Regions from separate parts of the Homo sapiens genome. Here region 1 is linked to region 2. A link is a loop called in an ENCODE intact Hi-C map of the cell type or tissue named here. Cell type or tissue: heart right ventricle. All regions are shown on one strand. Each heading gives the region's core, and the rest is flanking DNA. Links, peaks and the distances in the headings are about the cores only.

Evidence for each region. Hi-C counts contacts between places; a loop is a spot of excess contacts. Peaks named below come from ENCODE experiments on the same cell type or tissue, not always from the same donor. Only the 100,000 strongest peaks of a DNase experiment are listed, where the experiment ranks them.
Region 1: it touches region 2 in a loop (11-fold over the local background); 10 of 110 quality-filtered maps call a loop at or near these places.

Annotation. Positions count from the first base shown.
Region 1 is chr5:82,309,802-82,316,790 of GRCh38, forward strand. It overlaps the pseudogene ATP6AP1L. Among named protein-coding and RNA genes, the nearest start is that of RPS23, 35 kb to the left of the region's middle. In heart right ventricle, for the core only: a CTCF peak has its summit at 2,706 (motif pointing right); DNase peaks (open chromatin) are centred at 2,720 and 2,971; H3K4me3 peaks cover 404 bases; H3K27ac peaks cover 1,359 bases.
Region 2 is chr5:82,637,928-82,644,916 of GRCh38, forward strand. No RefSeq gene overlaps it. Among named protein-coding and RNA genes, the nearest start is that of MIR3977, 200 kb to the right of the region's middle. In heart right ventricle, for the core only: a CTCF peak has its summit at 3,633 (motif pointing right); a DNase peak (open chromatin) is centred at 3,564; H3K27ac peaks cover 1,316 bases.

The DNA.
Region 1 (6,989 bases), core at 1,653-4,152, 330 kb before region 2:
CTGTCTTTTGTTGAGTTGTTAGTGTTATTTATTGTATTCTGGATAGAGTTCTTTATGTATACGTGTTGTGAGTATTTTCTCCTGTTGCGTGGCTTGCCTTTCTTGTTTTCTTAAACAGTGTTTTTTGAAGAGTAAAAGTTCTGGATTTTAGTAAAATGCAATTTATCAGTTGTTTCTTTTATGGTTCATGCCTTTGTACTTTTTTCAGGAAACCATTGCCTACCTCAAGATTAAAAAAAAGTTCTGTACATTTTGTGTGTTAGGTGTTACGTGATCCACCTTGAGGTAACTTTTGAGTACATATGAAGTCAGGGTCATTCCTATTTTCATAGACTGCGTTGTTTCCTTTTCTTAGGTTGTCTTTGAAGCTTGGTGATGCTGGAAACCCCAGAAGTCTTGCTATAAGGTAGGTAGGACACCACTTTGGAGTATCGCAGTTTCAGCACTTCAGATTAGCTCTATAGAATTTATTCATTCCACATGTGCGAAGCAAGGGCTTGCTATATGCCCAAGCACTGTGACACATTGCATGCCACATCAACCTAATTAAACGGAAAAGTTGGTGCTGTGATATGATGGGATCCTATACTAATGCTTTCTTTCTAAAAGTTTCTACCAAAATACCCATAGTTCTTCCCTCTCCCCCACCCCCATGCCGCCTGCATTAGGGACTTAGAAAACTCCCAATCCTGAGAATGTAATATCCTTTTCTTCTGAGAAAAGAAGACAAAAGAAAAAGCTCTAAGGGCTGGGGCTCTGGTTTGAACTTATTTTCTATAGCTTCTTATAATGAATCACACTTACCATTTAACTACAGTGAAAAAGCCTCGTTACGTGTATTCCCCAGCAGACAATCAACAGAGGCCTACAGTTTTTTGGTGTTTAGGTATGAAAGGATGCATCTGTCAACAGAGACTTTAGCCAAGCAGTTAGGAACTGCTCCTGAGGTAGGGGGAGCAATTTGAAGGCTTTTTTTTTTTCTTATAAAAATACAGTGCTTCCCTTCCTATAAGACAAACTTGTTAGTGGAGATAAGTAGTTGTGTCTTTAACATTATTTGGAAAACCAGCAGGATTGTGCTAGGGCAGTCTTTCTTAAGCTTTGCTCTATGGGACACTTCTGCTCTGTAAAAATATTTATAAGATTTTATGAAAAGGGGATTCTGTGGTCAAATGTGTCTGGGAACGACTCTAAACCATGTCTTCCTCTTGGCAATTCACAGTGTAAATTTGTATGTTAAAGTTTCTGAGAAAAAATAATCTTAAGGAAGACTATTGCACTTTGTAACTTTGACTAACTCAGTGTTTCCTGTGTTTAATTTTGGAGAACCTTCTTCCTCAGAACACTTGTCTACATATCATGGGAGACTAGAGTTTCACTGATCATAATTTAGAAAATATATGTCATCATCTTTCAGAGCAACTTTACAAGTAAATAGAATCCCACAAGGTGACCAAACACACATGTCTGTTTGATCTAGAAATGGAGACTATTTTTGATCTGTAATTCCACTTTTTTCCAAAATGAAAAATAGCTTTATTATTATTATTGTTATTATTATTTATTCTGATGATAAAGGTATGTAGCAGAAACTGTCAGTACCCCGTGAATATCTACATGGTCCTTTCCATTTGAGAGCACTGTAGCCTACCTGCTGAACTTTCAACTCCCCGCCTCTCTTTGCCTAAAAGCTTTCTCTGGCCCACTGCCCCCAGTCCCTGGCCCAGCAGCCTTCAACCAATGACTGGAGGACACATACACACACCTCAGCTCCCTCCCCGTCAGGTGAGATAACTCAGCAGCATGTGCTGTGCTCTGGCTCCCAGGTTCCATCACGGCCATGAAGCCCTGCTTGTCCACATTGGAAACTGGCTTAATAATGTACCTCTTTTAGCTGCCTTCCCTTCCTCTGTCATTTCTTTTCTCTCCATTTTACGTATTTTGAATGACTAAACTCCCCTGAATATTTCTTATATTCACACCTGTGTCTTAGAGACTGCTTGCAAAGAAGCCAAATAGAGACAAGAAAAACTAATGAAAACAGAAAAATCAGAAAATATTGAGCTACAGAAAGAAGAAAATGAAAATCATCAATAATCTAAACACCATTTGTAATCACTACTAATGTTTTAATCTCTATCCTTCCAGACATTTTTTTTTAATGCAGTCACTTTTTTTTTTAAATGGAAATAAAATGATAATGACAAGTAAATTATGACTTTTTTCATGGCTGGAAAACAGTCCATTCCAAAAGAGTTAAGATTGGATTTGAAGCCCAGCTCTGACACTTACTCTCCAAGTGAGCTTATTCAAGCCCTTTGTGTCTTAGATTCCTCAGCTGTGAAGTTAGAATAAGGACATTATCTATTACATGGTGTTGAAGTGAAGATTAAACACAATACACATACATAACACAGAAGTTATTAAGAGAGCTATTACTATTATTTTAAACCACAATTTAGCAAATTCTTCATTGATGTCCATTTAAGTTTTTCTCAAATTTTTTGAATAATAAACACATAATCAAGTGTTGATTCTAAAAAAGGAAAAACAAAACAAAACAAACCCAAACTTTGTGTGTTTTTTCTTTCGTAGGAATTTGCACTGTCCACTTTGGGTGCTGCCCTGTCATTTGCTCTTTTTCCATCCATCCAGGGAAGGCTCTGCAGCAAAAGTGAAGCCTTTCCCCAAGCCCGTTCTGCCGCCTGACAAAAGAGGGCGCCATTGTACTGTTCATAGACGATGCCTTGCGTCAGTAAACGTGGGAAAAGTTCTTTAGGAGTAATGCTGTTTTTATAACCATTTTCAGATTCATCCTTACCAATTACAACAAGTTGTCCATCCAGAGTTGGTTTAGTTTGCGCCGAGTCGAGATCATTTCCAACAATTCAATCCAAGCAGTCTTTAACCCAACTGGCGTATATGCTCCCTCTGGTTACTCCTACCGCTGCCAACGCGTGGGCAGCCTGCAGCAGGACCAGGCCCTCTTGCTGCCCAGCGACACGGATGATGGGTCGAGCCTGTGGGAGGTCACTTTTATTGATTTCCAGGTAATAAACTAAAACCTATGCTCAATGCACCTGCGTTTTTGGTACCAAAAGAGCTCAGTGTTTGTTTAAAAACACCTGAAACAAACCTAGATGCTTAAGGAAAAGAGAAGTAGATGCCTTTAAAAGAATATTGGTGGTTTTTTTCCTTTGTCTTTTAAGGTATGAAGTAGAATAGGATAGAGAATTTTATCTCCCTGTGTCCCCCACCTCCTACCCAGGGCTTGCTTTTACATTCAGCTTTATCCAGCACGAATAATTATCAGTGAGGAATGCCAGCCATCTAAGCCCTAGTGAAGCTGTGGGTGAAGCCAGGGACTGACACTTCCTGGACTGAGAGGCCCTTCTGGGGAGAGGCATTGGCGGACAATTATTTTATTTCCTTCAGGGAGTGGCGCAGTGATCTTATCAGGGAAGATAAGAAGTACATCGGCAGTGTGAGTGACAGCTTTGGCAGTTAGTAGGAAGGGACTCAGCGGGGAGTCAAAAATATCCCAAAGATCTTGAAAGTATTTGGAGTAAGGAATGGGGTGTAAGAGATTCCTTTTCACCACCAGAATCTTAGGCTGAGAGACATTCTGTCAAGTTCCTCTATCCTGTTTACCTGTGAATGAAGCTTAGCTTGTTCCTACCACTCCCTGAAATAGTAGGCAGGGCTTTGCATGTACCTCTTATGGGCACATTCCAACCTTTTCCAAATATATGTGGGCATTGGCATATATGCATATTCTTCCCTTTCATCCTTCCCAAGCTTAGAGAAGTGTCGTGTGGATGAAAGGCAGTTTGGGGTAGGGAAGGAGCTCACATTTTGGAGTCAGACAGACCTGGTTTCAAATTACTGCTCAGCCACCAGGGCAAGTTACTTAACCTCTCTCAATTTCTCACCTATCTTTATTAATGTAAAGAATACGTGGCCTAAGATATGTGGAAACACTCAGGAGTGTGCCAGGCGTGGATTAACAATAATTGCTACCTGTGAGTGACCCGTGTGTGTTGGTACTGTGGTCGTTACTTTATGTGCTTTGTCTTCAGAACTTACCATAATGCTGCAAGGTGGTTTTATGAATGAGGTGACTGAATCTCCGATAATCACATAATTTTTCTAAGGAGTATAACTGGTAAACGGTAGAGGCAGAACTCAAATTCTGGACAGTTTGGTTCCAAGGATTCTTTTGTGTGTGTGTGTGTGTGTGTGTGTGTGTGTATAAAATGTTTATAAATATTATTTATATTATGTATGTGTATGTCTATACATGTGTGTATGCATGTGTGTATGTATACATATAGAGGAATGGCAGTGAGGATATAATGACAACAAGGAATATTTTACATATAATTTCGCCTATTTAGACCGGGGGAATTGATTGATTTATACCTCTACCTTGTTCCAGAAATGACTTAGTTGACTTATGGAAATACTACTTATGAAAAATTACTTTCAAAAATAGGCAAATCACTTCACATCCATTAGGATGGCTATTATAAACAACAACAAGCAAACAGAAAATAACAAGTGTTGGCAAGGACAGGGAGAAGTTGGAACTCTTGTGCATTGCTGTTGGGAATGTAAAATGGTGTGGATGCTGCGGCAAATAGTATGGAGTTTCCTCAAGAAGTTAAACATACAATTATCAAGGGATCCAGCAACTCTGCTTCTGGCTATATACCCCAAATAATTGAAAACAGGGACTTGAACAGCTTTCACCTGTGTTTATACCTACGTTCATGGCAGCATTATTCACAATAACCAAAAGGTGCAAGCAACCCAAATGTCTATCAATGGATGAATGGATCAACAAATCTAGTGTATATGTACAATGGAATATTATTCAGCATTAAAAATGAAGAAAATTTGGGGATTGGGCGTGGTGGCTCATGCCTTTAAGCCCAGCACTTAGGGAGGCTGAGGCAGGAGGATCACTCTTGAGCCCAGGAGTTTGAGACCAGCCTAGGCAACATAGTGAGACCCCCATCTCTACAAACAATTTTTAAAAAAGAAATTAGCTGGGGTCGTAGTGGTGTCACCTGTAGTCCCAGCTACTTGGGAGGCTGAGGTGGGAGGATTGCTTGAGCCCAGGAGGTCGAGGCTTCAGTGAGCCAAGACTGTACCACTGCACTCCAGCCTGAGTGACAGATGTCTCAAAAAAAATTAAATTTAAAAAGAGGAAGGAAATTTGGATACATGCTACAACATGAATGAATGTTGAAGACATAATGCTAAGTGGAATAAGCCAGCCACAACAGGACAAATATTGCATCATTTCACTTATATGAGGTACTTACAGTTGTCAAACCCCGAGATGGAAAGGTAGAATAGTAGTTACCAGGGACTGAAGGGAGGAGGGAATGGGCAGTTAGTGTTTAATGGGAGTAATGTTTCAGTATTGCAAGATGTGAAAGCATTCTGGAGATGGATGGCGGCAATGGTTGCACAACAATGTGAATGTACTTAATATCCCTGAACTGTATACACTTAAAATGGTTAGATGATAAATTTTATATCATATATGTTTTATAATAAAAAAACAAAAAATTTAGCAAAGACTTGGGGGTAGAGAAACACAAAGGAAGAAAATGTCAGTTAGAGCCACCAGTGAGGTTAATATACAAAACCACGAGACCATCTGTCTGCACTGGCTGGAGGCGGCACAAGAATTTGGCTCTGAAGTTCTGGAGCAGCCAGTATGAGAAACACTCAGTTACATGTTCACAGGCTCCCTAAGACTACTGCCAATGTGCTTGGGATAAGCACATTCATCCCTGGTGGTGTGAGATGTATACATCCTCATCAGCATTCTTATTATAAACACAGCTTTCAGGGGGACAGATGGGCCTTGTTGAAACCCCCTTCATGTGAAGAGATGGCAGAACACAAGCTCAGTCCAGGGGAGAGGAGGTGATGGTGATGGTGGCTGAGGTATGTGTACAAAAGGCTGCTGTCCACATACACAGCTCTGCTGGCCTGGCTTATGGTGGGAATAGAGCATAGAGCAATGTGGCCGGTGCGGCAAACTCGAGTACTTGGGTAACTGGTGAGTTGGGCTGGGACCATGGCAAAGGGTAGCCTTCATCACAATGAGCATTTTACAAATTCAACTGCAGCTGATTTTTGCTTTGTAGGAATGCAGGGCTGGTGTTGCTGGATCTTTTCAATAGAAGCTAGAATGGTAGATTCTCACAGGAAATTTTCAGGATATTCCGAGTACTGGGTCAAACAAAACACACCTGTGGGCTAGAAACAGCATGTCTGTATAACCTCTAGTCCAGGAAATGGGTGGACAATGTATCCTTCAGGCATTCTCCACACTTACTGTTCTCAAACAAGTCTTGTTAAGAATTAAGTGGCAGTTGGCTGGGCGTGGTGGCTCACGCCTGTAATCCCAGCACTTTAGGAGGCCGAGATGGGTGGATCACCTGAGGTCAGGAGTTTGAGACTAGCCTGGCCAACATGGTGAAACCCTGTCTCTACTAAAAATACAAAAATTAGCAGGGCATGGTGGCAAGTGCCTGTAATCCCAGCTACTTGGGAGGCTGAGGCAGGAGAATCGCTTGAACCCTGGAGGTCGAGGTTGCAGTGAGCTGAAATCCTGTCATTGCACTCCAGCCTGGGCGACAAGAGCAAAACTCCATCTCAAGAAAGAAAAAAAAAAAAAAGAATTAAGTGTCAGTCAACCTCAGGACGTTCTCCTTGGCTGGAGTTGCAGAATCAAGTGAGGTCCTCTTTTGTCATGGAGGAGCTCGACTCTTCAGGCACCAGTCTCAAGAGAAGGTCACTTTGTCTCTTTATAGGAGGTGTGGGGCAGGGATCCCCGAAGCCAGGACAAGAGTCTCCTTCAGGATCTGCTTTGGGTTCAATCGAGTTGGGCGAGCAAGGCCCCTTGTGTCTATGGAGTGATGGGCGGCCTCAATAATTTTAGCATGGGACAATGCCAAAGTGCTCAC
Region 2 (6,989 bases), core at 2,173-4,672:
AACCAGTAGCAAGAAGGGCAATATTGTTTCAATATAAATAGATTCTGTCTGGGCACAGTGGCTCACGCCTGTAATCCTAGCACTTTGGGAGACTGAGGTGGGCAGATCATGAAGTCAGGAGTTCGAGACAATCCTGACCAACATGGTGAAACCCCATCCCTACTAAAAATACAAAAATTAGCCAAGCGTGGTGGCACATGCCTGTAATCCCAGCTACTCAGGAGGCTGAGGCAGGAGAATTGCTTGAACCCGGGAGGCAGAGGTTGCAGTGAGCCAAGATCACACCACTGCCCTCCAGCCTGGGCGACAGAGCGAGACTGTCTCAAAAAAAAAAAATATATAGAAAAAAGATTTTGAAGAGCTCTGGCTTTGTATTAACAATTTGCCTCCTTTTCATTATAGTGGGAGGTAAGAAATTAGGTAGGAACAATGTCTATGACAATAAAGAACATGAAGAAATGTTTCCTGAACACTACAATCTCTATATGCATTGACTAGACAATTAACAAATGTATATGTACCTCTTCAATACATGGCTATATTTCACGTAGGTCTATAAATTTTGTAAAACAGTTTTTAAAGATCGGTAGTTTACATAGAGAAGGGCCTTGCAAAAAAAAAAAAAAAAAAAAAAAAACTGCCTGTGACCCCATGCATCTTAGGAGTGGCTCTAGTCCCATATTTCTATTTTTAAATTTTCACTCTCTCTGCCTTATTACCTTTCCCTTATCCCATTGCAATACTTTTTCTAACTGGCTGGATGTTATCCTTTCTTCCCCTTATAATCTTCCTTAAACACATCTGCCTAATTGCTCTGGATGTTTTGGAGTTACTTCTATACTTTAAACTTCCACTGACTCTCCATTGTTCTCTGGTGAAGTACAGACCATTCATTCATCCTCTGCAATCTAACTACAAACCACCTTTCCTACTCCGTCTCTCAGTATGTAATGTTACCACACAGTAAGTCTGTAACGAAACTGAACCTCTGGCTGTTCTTCAACATGTCTTTCTCCTTCTCATCTTTACACATTTGCTTTTAATATTCCTGCCCCACTTCTGTCTCTCCCATTTCTCTCCATTACAATTATACCCAATCTTGAAGGCCTCAAATGCCTCCATTTTCCCAAGCCCTAAGTCAGATGTCTCCTTCTTTTCATCTACATGCTTATTTAGCTGTATCTCTTTTGCAGTTTTTTTTTTTTTTTGCCTCTTTACAAGCTGACTTAAGTGACATGAAGATGAAGGGACTTGGCCAGGGTTAGGGTTCAAATTAGTCAAATAATTGTTCATATTGGCAGAAACATATTTTTATTGCTTCCAACCATTGGCACTTAGATGATTAGTTTTATTAAAGAGAATCACAGACATTAAAGAGAACACAGACAAGACTGTGCTCTTAGTGGAAGCTGATAACAGAAATAAGCTTATGGTTTGCAAGATGAAAAGCCCAAATGCTACATTGAATAAAAACTAAGAACAAAAAAGGTCTAAAGCAAGAAGGTCTAGAAATCTTGTTAAACGCCATGCATTCACAAAGACATTTTTTCTTTTGAAAAAGAATAGAGTCAGAGGAAAGCAAGATTTCTATTTATTGCCTTTGTTGTCTTTAAAGAGCAGACCTTGCCAAAACTACAGCAGTCATGCAGATCTTGGCATCTGCAATCTCTAACAGGTTTCAGATTTCCAAAACTGACTTGAAAATCACATGTCAGCAAACTAAAGGGGCAAGGGGAAATGCTGATAGGAAACAAGTGAGTTTTATGTGCTCTTGAAATTCTATGAAAAAAATATGCTAAATGCTAATCAGAAAGCCTGCAATCTTTCATTTTCTCTTTATGACAATGATTAAGCTCATAATGTCTTTCAGAGACTTGAGCAAAGAAAACAAGCTGGAAAATCAGTGCAGTAAATGGCAAACATGCCACGGATGTGGATTAGACTGGGAACTAGAGTCAGTGAGAACATGGTATTTGAGTAACACTGTCCCTGGATTGGCAAATCTGTCTGAGATCTGTTATATTTTGAGTCTCAAAGACACTGAAACACAGATGTGGCCATAAAGGCCATATGATTAGAACAGGAAGTCTGCAGATGAAAGTTCAGATACTTCTGATTTAATCTAGGTCTAGCCCACCCCATCACAGATGAGGAAAAGATGTCTCCAGAATAGTAAAGTGACTTGCTCAAGTTAACAGCTTAGCTGGAAACAGGCCCACAATTAGCATCTAGGTCTGTTGACTCCTAGTGCTGTCTGCTCCTTCATATTGCCTCTCCCTTTAAATTCCTTTTCACTCGCTTAATGAGTATTGTTAGAGCCTAAAAGCCTGTGTATGTGTTGTGGTTATATTGCTGTCAGGAAAGGACAATTAGAAAATAGATCAAAGTTGTATTTATACTTCAACTGTGAAGAAACGCAACTTGATGGTTTAAGGACGGCCTTATGCCAACAATCAATCAGGTAAGTCTGTGATGGTGCTCTTGGGGGCTGGTGTGCTCCATGGGTCATCACACTGAGCCCTACTGAACCGCTGCTTTAACAACAGAAATTTAAATAGAGGACATTTTTATGTTTTGCAGACTTATTATGTGTGTATTTGCATATAAATATATATAATTTGCACATAATCTATAATTACAAAAACTTTTTTTTTTTTTTTGTAAAGGTCAGGACCTGATATTTTCTGAAATTGGTAGTGGTTAGGAGGTGCCTAGAAACAAAAGACTATCATCACTTAGCCAAATTGCTTTGGGGCATGGACCAAGGGGGCGTGGAAACCAGCAGGGAAATATAGATCAGATTGGGATCAAGTGAAACATTTGAGTTTTCCAGGTAAACATATCACAGGGCCTTGAAAATAAATTTTAAGAAGATAATTTTACATTGTATTTATTTGTCTGAAATGCTTTGGAACTGATCTCTAACAGGAATGCTTTCAGACCTACACAAACATATCACTTGCAAAATTTAGACTCTTATAAAACACAAAAGGTGTTTATGAAGTTGAATATAAACTGCAGAGTTATCAAAAACTATCCCCCAAGGCACGTTAGTTTTTAACTGTAAATCAGAATTCAAGGGAAGGTGTAAAACAGGGAATGCAGAGATGTTTCTTCCTTGCTCACAATGCCCCTGGAGTCCAACATCAGATCCATGCTGCAGCAAACTCTCCATCAGAAGGGCCAGCCAAGGAGGAGGGTGCTTTACTATATGAATAGACCAGACTGTCTCAAAGAGATTAGCCCATGCCAGTAACAGTTCTTAGACTAAATCGCTCTATTTCAGAAGTTCTTTCTAAAACCCTTATTTCTGAATCAAAAACATGCCCTTTTATTAATTTGTATCCGTGTTCTCCTGAAATAGGAACAATTGACAAAAACCATGGTCAAGGATTGCCATGTAACACTGACTTCAATCAAGCATAGGTTCGGGAGGGTGTGTTTCATATGAATTTCTTTTCATTAGGTCATATAGCTAACATTAGATGCTAGAAAAGTCTGCAGCTCCCATAGAGGAGGGAGATGTGAAAATCTGGTGCTGGCAATGATGGCAACTTGCCATTCTGACAGAATTGCACAATCAGCTTCCAGGACACGTTTCACCAGTTTATTTTAGGAACCAGTGAGCTACACTAGAGGGCAGACTAACCTAGACCTTTTTATTCCCTTCCAATGAGAGTCTAATCCATTGTGTCTGACATGAAGCATTACAGAAATAGAATCCTACAAGTGAATAAAACTGTGACACTGTTTCATTATCGTTGATGAGGATTGTGCCTCAGATGGTTTCTCCTTATTTAACTTTGTACTGAGGGCATTTAATATCTTAAATACTTAATTTAGAGAAGGTTTAAGGAAAACAAAACAAAAAGCCTGTGAAAATAGTGGAGGGTGTACGATTATTACAGCTATGTTATTGCAAAGACAAGCATCACTGTGAGAGTGTGATAATGACCAGGAACACACAGAAACCTTCTCCAGAGGAACATGAAATCTATAAGACATTGTCACAGTGAGATAAATTAGATCCATAATGGCAATTTTTGCTTAGTATGGTGCTTTGTAATTTCTCATTTTTAAAACTATGAAATCTCATTTTCTTTTCTTTTGTGTGACTGTGAAGCAGTCTAAGGGTCAAGAGGACAAGCTGTGTGGAAATGGGTTATCCTGGAAATAAATTCAGCATTGCTCTAGCTGGGATTGTCCTATACCACCTTGGAATCTTTAGTCCTTTTAGTGATTTTAGGATGTGGTGGAGGAGAGGGGTATGGAATTTTCAGGATTGTCATTGGGCATAGATGTTGTCATGAAACTGGTTGATTGACACAACTGCCCACTAGTCATTCTTTTAAATTATCCAACTCACGGGTGTAAGAAATAAATATTTTTCATAGCTAGTGTATTAATCAAGATTCTTCAGCGATAAAACCAATAGTATATTTATTTATTTATTCATTCATTTTAAAGAATTGGCTGATGTGATTATGGAGACTGAGAAGTCCCAAGATAGTAGTAGTCAGCAAGCTGGAGACCCAGAGAGTCAATGGTATAATTCCAGTCTGAGTTCAGAGGCCTGAGAACCAGGAGAACTGGTGGTGCAAGTTCCAGTCTGAATTAGTTTAAACGCAATAGAAGATCCGTATCCTAGTTCAAAGACAGTTAGGCAGAGAGAGCATGCAAATTCTCCCTTACTCAAAGGATTGGGTGAGGCCCACCCATATTGGGTAGGGCAATCTACTTTACTCAGTCTACCAATTCAAATGTTAGTTTCATACAGAAGCATCCCACAGACACAACCAGAACAGTGTTTGACCAATTATCTGGGCACGTAATGGCCTAGTCAAGTTGACACATTAAATTAGCCATCACAGTTAATATCTTGTTTGTGTTTACTTTGTGCTTACAGATTATAAATCACTTTCATAAACATTATCTCTTTGTCCTCACTACAAGCTAGGTAGGGCAAATTTTCATTAACGTTATCACAAGGGGTTATTATGCATAAGTAATTATTAAGACACTGAATGGTCTTCATGTCTTTTATGAAAATGAAGCATAGAAAGATTTTGCAACTTGAGTAACAAGCAATTTGTATTACTTCTTTCAACTCTTAGTCCTAGGCTCTTTTGACTACATTTTACATTTATTTCAAAGTCTAAGCAACGATAGCTACAGCAACTGCCAAATCTCCAAAAGATGAATATTCTGACATACAATGTAAAAATTTCCCTTGCCAAATTTGTCCTGTGTTAAAATATACATAGTGCACCTGTAGTAGGCTTGGCACATTAAAATAAATGCAACTTGAAGTCAGTGGTGGCAGGGGTTAAAGTGGGCAAGAAATAAATGGAATAAGTATGTCAGTATAATTAATAATCACAGAACTCCAGAATGCTCCCTGCTCAAAGACTTCTTCCCCGTTAATGATTCAGATTTGTCAGCCCCGTTAATGATTCAGATTTGTCAGAGATTTCCTTTTGTTTGTTACTTTTTCCAGACAGCATTGCCTCGCCCCCAAATAAAACAACCTGAGACATATAGCACATTAAGGTTATTGGATGTTTTCATTTGGTGACCAGGGACATCAGGGCACTTTAGCCACTCTGATAGCAGAGTGATAAAAAGGGACAAAGAGCCCAGAAAGGAGAAAGGGAAGGAAAGCTGACTTGGACAGATTTATTTACGCTCTTGATATTATGACTATAGACTAGCCATCAAGACAATAATGTTAACTCACTAATTCATGTAAATTATTTCTTCATCCTGTGAGAGTTCACTGGAGTCACATCTTACTTAGGGACAAGATCTAAATTTACCATGTAAGGCAAAAATCACATACAACCAAAATCACCCTTGAAAACCTTAAATCACCATTGAACTAAAGTGTACAGGGCTCTATAACTGTGTTTAACAATTATATAATGTATAGCATGTAATAAAGACGCATATGCAAGATTTTTTTTTTTTTTTTGAGATGGAGTCTCCCTTTGTTGCCCAGGCTGGAGTACAGTGGTGCGATCTTGGCTCACTGCAACCTCCGCCTCCTGGGTTCAAGCGATTCTCCTGCCTCAGCCTTTTGAGTAGCTGGGATTACAGATGCGCGCCACCACACCCGGCTAATTTTTGTATTTTTAGTAGAGATGGGGTTTCACCATGTTGACCAGGCTGGCCTTGAACTCCTGACCTCTAGTGATCCATCCGCCTCAGCCTCCCAAAGTGCGGGGATTACAGGCATGAGCCACCGCACCTGGGCAAGATTTTTTAAATACAGTTTTATACCACAAATACATATTTTGAAACAGTAGAGTCATACTGAGCATGGCATGATGCTCACATTATAAGGGACACATTAACTGTGGCTAACTGAAGATCTCATTTCCCATCTTCTCTTATTCCATGGCCTATATTCATTTAGTAGAATGGCAGGCTGAGTTGCAAGGTAATTCTTTCTTTTAATTATTTATTGTGACACAATTTGAGACTTACTGAAAAGTTGCAAGGACAGCACAAAATTCCCAGTGTTAACATTTTAACCACATTTGCTTTATTCTTTCCTCTTTCTCTCTCTCATGTCCTTTTATAGCCTATTTTCCCTCATTTGTGCATGTATTATTAAATTTGCATATTTTAAATGTACAAATGATGCAAACTTACTCTAACTACATCTCAGAGGAATTATGAAATTGGTTTAATCAATGTTGCTGTGCATTAGGAGCTGATAAAAATGGATAAATATGAGTTAAGTGAAATAAAGATGTCCAAAATGTTGACCTGGCCAAGCAAAATGAATCCTAGCAACAGTAAAGAATAAAAACAGGCACTTCACTAAGGATGCTGTGTGGACCGAATTATGAAAATCATCACTAAACCAGAATAAAGTCTGCCTTTTGGTAATTTGCATCACTAATGTGCTATTACACTCTAGTGGTTTTTTTTTAACATACAGATGAGAGTGACATGTATGATCTCATGAATAATTCAAAGATTCA